Linked DNA regions of Homo sapiens: region 2 is linked to region 1. A link is a loop called in an ENCODE intact Hi-C map of the cell type or tissue named here. Cell type or tissue: PC-3. All regions are shown on one strand. Each heading gives the region's core, and the rest is flanking DNA. Links, peaks and the distances in the headings are about the cores only.

What was found. A loop is a pair of places that touch in the nucleus more often than their neighbours do. Peaks named below come from ENCODE experiments on the same cell type or tissue, not always from the same donor. Only the 100,000 strongest peaks of a DNase experiment are listed, where the experiment ranks them.
Region 2: a loop joins it to region 1, with 4 times the contacts of the local background. A loop is called at or near these places in 1 of 110 quality-filtered maps.

What each region holds. Positions count from the first base shown.
Region 1 is chr4:37,525,681-37,531,172 of GRCh38, forward strand. All of the region lies in intron 1 of PGCKA1 (PDCD10 and GCKIII kinases associated 1), which reads left to right. Among named protein-coding and RNA genes, the nearest start is that of PGCKA1, 75 kb to the left of the region's middle. In PC-3, for the core only: a CTCF peak has its summit at 2,631; DNase peaks (open chromatin) are centred at 1,731 and 2,631; H3K27ac peaks cover 464 bases.
Region 2 is chr4:37,432,418-37,437,909 of GRCh38, forward strand. It overlaps NWD2 (NACHT and WD repeat domain containing 2), which reads left to right. Exons shown (of 7, transcript NM_001144990.2): 5 at 1,459-1,603. Among named protein-coding and RNA genes, the nearest start is that of PGCKA1, 19 kb to the right of the region's middle. In PC-3, for the core only: CTCF peaks have their summits at 2,257 (motif pointing right) and 2,457; no DNase peak of the experiment used is centred there.

The DNA of each region.
Region 1 (5,492 bases), core at 183-5,182:
AATCATATAATCCACCAGCAGGATACAGGACCAATCCAGCCTCAGGCAGCACACCAAAGGCTTCACTCGATGACTATTCCCTGTTCATACAGGGTCAGGGAAGCCTATTTATACCTTGAATCTCATAAGTAGTGTCTGTTTTTAGAATTTATTTTTCTGATCAATAAGCCATTAATTTCATCAATGAAAACTCATTTCTGCCATTCATTAATTCATATCTTAATCAATGGACAGTGGAGTTGCATTTATTAACCAGTACTATGTCTGACCTTCCTGATTAGATACTAGCTGTTCACTCCTAAAGTGTATATTTCTGACTACCCCAAGGGTTTAATAAACAAAAATCTACATTTGTATCATACTGTTTATGATGTAGTAAATTATACATGTCAAAGCAAAGGACACAAGCAAATCCTTAGCCCAGACACTAGATGTAGCGGGAGCTCAGCTGAAGACTGAATTACTATCGCACTAGAATTCAGCACCATCTTGTTTTGTGCTTTAGTTATCTAATTGCTTCGTGTGTTGGATTTGGCTTCTTAATCAGATTATGAAATTCTTGGAAAGAGAGAGTTATATACTGTTTATTCTTCTACAATAGCTAGCACAGTGCTAGATACATATAGGTCTAGAATCAATCATTTTTAATTATTAAAATTCATAGTAATACCTTACAAACACTTGGCCCGTAGGATTCTATAGTTGCTTTGAGATTCTAAAGTACCTCAGTGGACTACAAACCTTAAGAAATTGCCTGACTGACTTGAGTGATGGAAATGGTATATTTTGTGTAGATTTTCTCATATCAATTCACAGCTTTGTTCTAACAATTATTAAACTTCATTGGGATAAGCATAAAGTATGAACCATAATAAACAATCATGCACCTCATAACGATGTTTTGGTCAGCTATGGACTGTATATGTGACAGGGATCTCATAAAATTATACTGGAGCTGAGAAATTACTACTGCCTAGTGACATCATAGCACACCACCTTACTCACGTGTTTGTGATGATGCTGTTGTAAACATACCTGCCGCACTTCTGGTCTTATAAGAGTATAGCACATACAATCATGTATAGTACATACTTGACAATGATCATAAATGTCTGTGTTACAAGTTTATGTATTTACTATGCTATACTTTTTATTATTTGAGAGAGTACATCTTCCACTTATTTAAAAAAAAAGTTGATTGTAAAACAGCCTCAGGCAGGTCCTTCAGGAGGTATTCCAGAAGAAGACATTGTTATCATACAAGATGATAGCTCCATGCATGTTATTGAACCTGAAAACCTTCCAATAGGACAAGATGTGGAGGTGGGACAGTGATACTGACAATCCTGGCCGTGCGTAGGCCTAAGCTAATGTGTGAGTTTATGTCTTACCTTTTAACAAAAAGGTTTTTTTAATTAAAAAAAATTAATTAAAAAAGGAAAAAGTATATATAATAAGACTATAAAGAAAGAAAATCATTTTATACAGCCACACAATGTATTTGTGTTTTAAGCTAAGTGTTACTACGAAAGAGTCAAAACGTTTTAGTAATTAAAAAGTTTATAAAGTAAAAAAGTTACAGTCAGCTAAGGTTAATTTGCTATCAAAGAAAGAAAAATATTTTAAAATAAATGTAGTCTAAGTGTGCAGTGTTTATGAAGTCTCCAGTAGTGTCCAGTAATAGCCTAGGCTTCATATTCACTCAAACTCACTCACTGACTCACCCAGAGCAACTTCAGTCCTGTAAGCTCCATTCATGGTAAGTGCCCTATCTAGGTGAACCATCTCTTAACTTTTATACCGCATTTTTACTGTACCTTTTCTCTATTTATGTTTAGATACATAAATACTTTTATGAGCCGGGCATTGTGGCTCACGCCTGTAATCCCAGCACTTTGGGAGGCCGAGGTGGGCAGATCATGAGGTCAGGAGATTGAGACCATCCTGGCTAACACAGTGAAACCCCGTCTCTACTAAAAAATACAAAAAAAAAAAAAAAATTAACTGGGCGTGGTGGCGGGCGCCTGTAGTCCCAGCTACTTGGGAGGCTGAGGCAGGAGAATGGCAGGAACCCAGGAGGCGGAGCTTGCAGTGAGCCGAGATCGCACCACTGCGCTCCAGCCTGGCGACAGAGCAAGACTCCGTCTCAAAAAAAAAAAAATACTTTTATGTTACAATTGCCTAAAGTATTCAGTACAGTAACGCACCATACAGATGTGTATCCTAGGGGCAATAGGCTATACCAGGCAGTCTAGGTGTGTGGTAGGCTACACCATCTAGATTTGGGTAGTACGCTCTGTGATGTTCACACGACAAAATCACCTAATGTTGCCTTTCTCAGAATGTGTCTTTGTAGTGTGACCGTACAAACATAAATACTGATATCTGGCTTCATTTCAAAATTTTTTAAATTGAGTTTGTCCATTTCCACTGAATTTAATTATTTCGAGCACCAACTCCAGGAGCAGGAAGTTAGCACTGGGCTTGTTTTTATTCTGAGTACTGCTTGAATACTAATAGTTGAAAAGTATTGTAATATTTGACCCTGAAGAGCTTTGACTCAGGGATTTTGTGTTGTCATTCACATCCTCGGCAAGGAAAGGTATCCAGCTCCTACTATTTAATATGTAATCACGACATCTAGTGCTCACTGTTTGGTTTTGTTAAGCAATAGCTGTGAGCCACAGAGCCAACCTGCAGCCGCATCTCACCCAAGAAGGCCCAGGGCTGTGTTTTCAGTTTTGCTTTTAATGATTGCATAACTGTGTGAAGTTCTAAGACACTGTTGGGATTTTAGCCTTGGGATGACAAGCCTTTGGGGCACCTCTTTGGGGTAAAGAAAGAAGAACTAACAGAAGAGCTTCAGTTTAAGTCTGATGAGGACAAACGCCTGGCACTAGGTGGGTTTTAAAAATCCTTGAAAATTTTTTAAAAACTAAAAAAAAAGCCAGCTCTTTTGCAATTGCCCAGAGAGAGGAGGACACCCATATTGATTGATGCATTGTTCTCCTAGGCAGGAATCGTCCCACTATAGTCTGCGGTAGCAAGAGTTCAAGGGTTAAAGTAGGAAGACTGATCCCATAAATGTAATTTGCATTCCTTCCAAATTCACATACAATTGTATAGCAGTGAGTATTTAAATTTAAAAACATTATAGTTTAAGGAACTTTTCTCATGAACAGTTCTCCTAGTGTACATTATGTAAATTCTACCACCAGAGAAAAATTCCTGCTTTGTTCCGGCTTAAGCTTGGTACATATATACAAACCCATACTATTACTTCAGAAAATTCAACTTAGGTAATCTGGCTCAATACTCATGGTTAGAGATTTTAACTTTAACAACTTAACAATATTTGGTTTATCATATTTGTGCTTTTATTTCAATTTAGAATGTTTTCCAGCCAGAAATCTAGCTTTAAGTTTTATAAAGCATGATGACACAGCAGCTAGAACTCAAATCTCTAAATGGAATTATGCTAAATTTAACAATATGTTACCTAAAGTCCTTATGCCTTAAAATGTTTCTAGGCTAAATTCTGCAATTTCCCTGGAAACATATTGAATTGTCTTCAATAATACATTGCATAAATATATTTATCCTACATCTAGGTACTTCAAATTATAAGCTAGTAAATCTTGTAATATTTCTAGCTTTAAGACTCGTATGTATTTCTTCCTTTGTATTTTCTCCCCAATCATATGATTATGTACTATTGATGCTATAAATATCTTATATTTTAAGGTTAGGCTAATTCCCAGTGGCTCTATTATCCCACCTGTGCTTGCAACTCAGTATGTGATGAAATTGCCTATGACTTATCAATTAACCCTTGGTGTCCCTAGAATCCAAAATAAAGAATAAATGTATGTAAAAGGATAATTGGAGACTTAGAATCTCTTCCTCAAGATTTTATCTGGTTAATGACTATCACAGGTGGGCTGTTCTTTTTATTCTTGGAAGAACATACTCTATTCCGGAGGGGAAAATATCAAATTAGTTCAGCCTGCTACCTGCTCCCATAGAAGATGGGGGAAGCTGGCTCTTTCATCGGTGTTTTCGTCTGTAGCCGCCCCCTTCCCCAACCTTGAGTTGATTTAAAAGGATGGAAGAAAGTACCGTGCTACCTCCAATGCTGTCATTCAGTGTTCACCCCAGGCAGTGTGCTAGACACATTCCTGGACTAAATCCTTTAGTTCCTTTAAGACAACAAACCTATAAGATAGGTATTATTATCTCGATTTTACATATTAAAAAATAATGTAAGCCTTTTTGTATTTGCATTGTTTTGCTTTGTTCTTTAAATGTCTGCTTTAAAAAAAGAAGTGGGGTAGGTAAAGGATCAAAAAAGGCCTGGAATCCCAAAAGTAATGATAAATGTTCTAAAAACTCTTTAAAACTTTTTATCTTCCATCTAAACAGGATGCATCTGTTACCCATGCTAATTACACAGAAGGCATCTGAGTCTTCCTAACTTCTAGCACGTAATAGACAACCTGTGATTCCTAACATTTACTGTTGGAATTTACCCATTGGATCTTTTCTATTATAAATTTATCTTCACTTTTTTGTTGTTGTTTTTCCAAGAAGAGGTGAAAATAGCAATGCCGGCTGGGCATGGTGGCTCACACCTGTAATCTCAGGACTTTGGGAGGCCAAGGCCGGTGAATCATTTGAGGTCAGGAGTTCGTGACCAGCCTGGCCAACATGGTGAAACCCTGTCTCTACCAAAAGAATATAAAAATGAGCCATGCATGGTGGCGCACGCCTGTAGTTCCAGGTACTTGTGAGGCTGAGGCACAAGAATCGCTTGAACCCAGAAGACAGAGGTTGCAGTGAGCTGAGATCATGCCCCTGCACTCCAGCCTGGATGACAAAGTGAAACTATGTCTCAAAAAAAAAAAAAAAAAAAAAAAAATGCTTGGGAGCCAGGTAATACTCAAAGAAGAATGATTGCCACTGGGCTTTTCTCAAACCCACTCATCTGTCAGTCACGTTTGAAAATTATTTCTCAGGTCAGATACGGTGGCTCACGCCTGTAAGCCCAGCACTTTGGGAGACCTAAGCGGGCGGTTCACTTGAGGTCAGGAGTTCAAAACCAGCCTGGCCAACGTGATGAAGCCCCCCGTCTCCACTAAAAATACAAAAAATTAGCCGGGTGTGGTGTGGTGGTGGGCACCTGTAATCTCAGCTACTTGGGAGGCCAAGGCAGGGGAATGGTTTGAACCCGGGAGGCAGAGGTTGCAGTGAGCCGAGAGAGTGCCACTGCACTCCAGCCTGGGCGACAGAACGAGACTCTGTCTCAAAAGCAAAGAAAAGGGAAAAAAAAACTGTTTCTCTGTTAAAGGAAAGGAAGTAGCTCACCTGACTGACATATATGTGTCCAGAAATGAAATCTTTACAGTGACCTGTTACTGTCTTAATGATAAACATTGAATTATTGACATCTACTTTATCTGAGGCGTTATCCTAGGAACTTTATATGCGTTGTC
Region 2 (5,492 bases), core at 375-5,374, 93 kb before region 1:
ATATCATCATCATAATCATGATCAGTTTCACATGATCAATTCTCTTATCTCTGTGCTGCTTTCCAGAAGATAGCTTCAGATTATTTTTCCAGTTCACCAATTTTTTTCTTCAGCTGTGTTCATTCTGTCTATACATTGAGTTTTCAAGTTTGACAGTTATAGTTTTTATTTTGTGAAAGGTTCATGTGTGCATTTGTTTTCTGTGGGAGGAAGTCCTTTGTAAAATCTACCTAGCTATTATTTATAGTCTCTTTTTAAATTTTAACTTAATATTTTTTCTTTAACATCTTAAACAGTTCATTTATATTCATGCATCTTATAGAGAGTGATGGAATGAGACTGATTCATGCTTGAGCATCATGGAAACGTTATTATCTACTTTCCAACTTGGCTCCCAAGTTTATGATAGGTCCTTTAAAAGCAAATGAAAAAGGAAGAGGGGAAAGGTGGACCTGTTCATTGAGTAGAATATTTAGGGAGATTGCAAAGAAGGCATGGATATCCAACCCTCTGCCAAAGAGAATGTCCTTGATTCAGTCAGCACCCAGGCAGTTCCAAGAGCACAGCTGTGGGTTATCCGCAGTTCTCCACTTCGGGATCTGTGTATTTGTCATTCTGGTATCCAACATAACACATTTTCTCTGTGCAATGGGAAATCATATCAGAATCCTTGATTTTTCTTCTTCTCCCTCACATATATTATTCAAAGTAATTATCTATAACAATATTGCTTCTCTGGGTGAGAATATTGGGGTAAACCCAAACCATTTCCCAGTTAAAGATGCCAGGAGTAAATATAGATAGCAAAGAACCTGATACCCCAAGAAACCAGTTTCTACCATGATCTGGGGGATTTTCTCATATGTTACTATTTAATTTGCTTTAATTGTTTCTTCATTTATCTTTATGATCCACTAGGGAAATTGAGATTATTCCTAAAACCCCACATGATATTTCTGCATAAATTATTATTGAATAAATGAATGTGTGAATAAGATTATCAAGACTATATAAATGTTACTTTATTGGTAGGCAGTCCTCCCATTTTATCTCCCAGTGGACCATCAAAACAAATGAAGTTAAAACAAATAAAGACAACTAGATATAACATAAGAGCACCTCCCCTTTAACTTTCTCTCCGCTTTGGAGGACACCAGAGATTATTTTCTTATGGCATTTGTATCAAAACTCAAAAGGGAAAAGCATGGTATATAAGAAAGTCTGACAAACACACCGTATTTGGATCACACCCTTGTGTAACTTGGTCAAGTTCACATGCAACACAGAAATAATTTCTAACTTTCAGGGTTATTGAGATTAAATTAGACACTGTCTGTAAAGCACCTATCATAGTATTGGCACATAGTAGGCCTTCAAATAATAGAAATTTTCTTGTTCTTAAATATTATTTTTCTTTGATGATTGTAAGACTAATTTCTCCCTTTTACATTTCTATAGATGCAGCCTTCTACCAATGCTGAAAACGAGAAGACATGGCAAGAGATATCAGATGAGATCAAGAAGATATTTAAGGCTGCTGTAAAGCTGTTACACGAAAAGGGTAAAATGAAACACAGCCAGGCTAAGAGGTACCTGTTCTCAGGTAATTTTCCCATACCTTCAGTAAAATAAGAAATATATCATTAATAGGTACATCTACTGCTTCCCTTTAATGCCCTGCAAATTTAATCTCATTTACTGCCTGGTGAAATTTAATTTTTCTAAATGTTCCCATGTTCTGGAGAAGCAAATGTTCTTTTGTTTTAATTATAGAAAAGCCTTCCCTTAACTCTAAGGCTTCTCTAGAAAATGTGATTTTAAAAGAAGCCAGAGGTGGCCCCGGATATAATTGACCATATTCTGCCATGATTTCTCAGTTGAGCTGTTCATTCATCACTTACCCGCTTATCCAGCAAATATTAATGGATCTATTGAGTTCCTACGTGCCAAGCACTGGGGAGACAACACTGAGTAAAAACACAAGGTCTCAGGCCTCCTGCAACTTATTTTTTTAGAGGGAGGAAAAATATTCATAAAATATATATTCATAAATGATAGCCAAGTAATCAAATAAATGAACAAGATCGTATCAAAAGTGATTGATAAGTATTATGAGTAAAATAAAGCACAGTCATAGGATAATAGTGACTGATAAAGGATGTGGGGATCCAGATTTAGATGAGGTGGGCAAAAAGGAGAGGACTTTGGACCTGAATTACGGAAGAAAATCAGAACTGACAGTGCCATATGCATCTAAGGTAGAGAATTCCCAGCAGAGGGAGCAACAGATTTAAGATCTCTGAGACAGGAACGTGCTTAGCTAATTCCAGGAGCAGGAAAAATAAAAGATAGCTTTACTTTTTTTTTTTCTTTTTTTTTTTTAACTTTTACAGAGAGGGAGAGATGAGGATAGAAGTTGGGCACAGGCCATAATAGGAAGCTTGTGTTTTATTCTGGGCGAGATGGGAAGCCATCAGAGGGTGTGGCACAAGGGATTTGGTAGGATCTAATTTAGCATTAAAATAAAAACCTCTCCAGCTATTTGGTAGGCTCAAATTTAACATTAAAATAAAAACCCACCCAGTTATTCAGGTATACTTCAGTCTATACCATACCAAGCATTCTGCGTACAGAGGCTCACCTGTTGGCCTTTCTCAGCCATGGAAAGGAAGCTTTATCATTAGAAGTTGCTCAGGAAATTACAGAACTGAAGGAATATGTCAGTCATAGTTTCCAGGGAACAAACACAACTAGTAAAAGTAGTCAGATGTGTAGCATTTATTTTGAAAGTTGATAGTAAAAATTTATAAAGGGAAAAACTATAATAGCTGCGTTTTCAGATTGGTTTTGAAATGGTGCGGCAAAGCATTCGTGAAAACCTAAAAGGCACTTGGTAATCATTCTCACTGGATCCATGTGGGTGAAGCTCAGAGAAGTTACAAACCATTTTGACAAATTCCAGAAGGAAGCTGTTTTTAAAAATTAGGTCTTATTTAAAGTCTTCCTGAAAATACCACAATCGTCAGGAATAAGTACTGTATTTAAATATATAGATCAGGGTATATCCTTGTTCCTTTGGAACCTTTAGATCCACCTTTGAGGCTCAGGCTCTTCACCTTTATCAAAGACAGAACAACCCTGTTCCTTCAAGAGCTGTCTTAGAAAAAAGTACCTGGAGTGAAGCTTTCCTATTATTTATGTAAAAAACACCAGTCTGGGGAAGTCATCCTCTTATTTACAATCGCACAGCTCCAGTGTTTGGTTATTTCCCTGGCAAACACTTGTCCTAGCTTTCCCCACACAGTGAAGAACTGTGTCCACATAGATAGCCATGTGAAGATGAGAAATTTCATGTGAGCCACTACAAGTGGAGTGTTTTCTGCTTGGGGTTATATCTCCTGAAGATATACATGCTCATGACAATTTTACTTATTTTACGTTCAAACTCCTTTTAAGATCATGTCTGCACAATCAAAATTGCTGACGTGCCAACTCTTTCAAATGGATATAGTATATATTATATTTTTAGAAATCTTGAAATAAGAATACTGGATAGAACCTGTTAAAGGTGTATTGTTTATGTTTGAATGTAATTTTTCACACTTCTAGTTTCACCTTTTTAAACAACAGGAGAGGACGAGAAATAAATTAGACTCTAAAATGGTGCCCTTCTGAGAACATCAAAACTCAGTGGCCTTGGGAATCGTAAAGAAATTAATTTCTCATGGATAATAGTTACCAGGACTGGAAACCTATTTCCACCATTACCTTCAGTGGATGCTCTCACTGGTTAAATTTCAGGACATTAAGGAACATGCAAAAACAGAAAATAAATATAATATTCTAATAATGCCCTAAAATTCTAAAATTTATAATATTTATAGATAGGCATCAGAAACTGTGAATAAAATTCCCATAAAATCATAAGCATGCACTTCGCCTCTAAAAATAACTCTGTAGAGTTGCCTTTGTATCATAGCTCTCATTTATTTAGGTATATTTAAGTCTATACCATACCAGGCATTCTGTGTACAGCATTTATCCCCCCTGAGCCAAGCTTAGATGGGCTCTGCCAAATTAGTTTATCTGTATTTCTTTTTTTGCTCCATTTGTGATCAACACTTCTGCTTGATACATCCTTTTCATAAATGTGATAACAATGTCAAGTTATAGTTGAATTGCTTTCTGGGAGTCAAAGGTGGCAGAGCATATCTCTGATTATAATGCATTATATATAGATACTACAGTTTGACCGCTTCCTTTCTCTTCATGATGCTCTCAGAATGTAGCAAGCTGTTAATCCAACCTGCTAGCATTTTACACAGATGACTAGAAAAGAGATGGGTCCAAGGCTGCTTTCTGTAGTAGCTCATGATGTCCAGATTTCTGGCATCTTCCCTTATCTACATTATAACAAGTTCTTACTCTTCCTTAAAAAGAATAGTAGACATATGTTTATAAGCTCCTTTAACTGGCTTCCTTAACCAGCTTGCTCAATTAAAACCATTTGTAAAATGTACTGATGCTCATGACACAGCTTACTAGGCACTGGTAGCTATGAAAATATCTTTTTCATTTAGGTTGAAAATTTCCATTGAAAGGCTCTCATTACTGAAAAAATATTATCACAAGAGTTCCACCGAAAGGAACCATTTTTAAATAAAATTCTCACCCTTCTTAATAGTTACATTACAGAATATATGTATATATATTCTAGATTTTGCTTGACATTGGAGTTATGACCAGCATGTAATTTTTTTCAATTTATGGCCAGACCAGCCCTGTGTATTCAGAGCCTCCCTGACAGAAATTCACAATCTGAGATCAAAGCACCTGCAGATTCTGTGGCTGATGAGGGCCAACTTCCCGCTCACAGATGGCTGTCTTCTTGCTGTGTCCTCACAGGGCAGGAGGGCAAGGGAACTCTCTGAGATCTCTTTTATATGAACACGACTTTCATTCATAAAGGCTCTGCCCTCATGAACTAATTACCCAAACGCCCCACCTCCTAACACTATCACACTGAAACCTAATCAGGTTTCAACATATAAATTTCTGGGAGACACAAACATTCAGTTTATAGGGCTCCATAATGGATTATTTTTCTCAATGTTCTGTTTTCTCTCACCATTGTATCCTAAGCGGCTGTCATCGTGCCTGGAATATAAAAGGTGTTCAATGAAGAGCAATTACATGAAGGAAAGGGATGGTGAAGGAGGAAGAAAGGAAGAGCAGCCAATTTTAAGAATACTTGCTTTGTCATTCATTTCCATTAGCTTATTTTACATATTTTTAATTTTTCCCTGCACAATGATGTTTTCATTACTACTGACCCAGTTTAAAATTTTCTTATGGGGACACAAATTATTTATAATATATATGTACTTGTGTGCAAGCATATGTATTGTAAGCCATAATACGGTATATGTTAGAAGAAATGAAGTTATATACTAAGTCACTTTTTCTGTACTTGTTCTGATGGATATTATAAC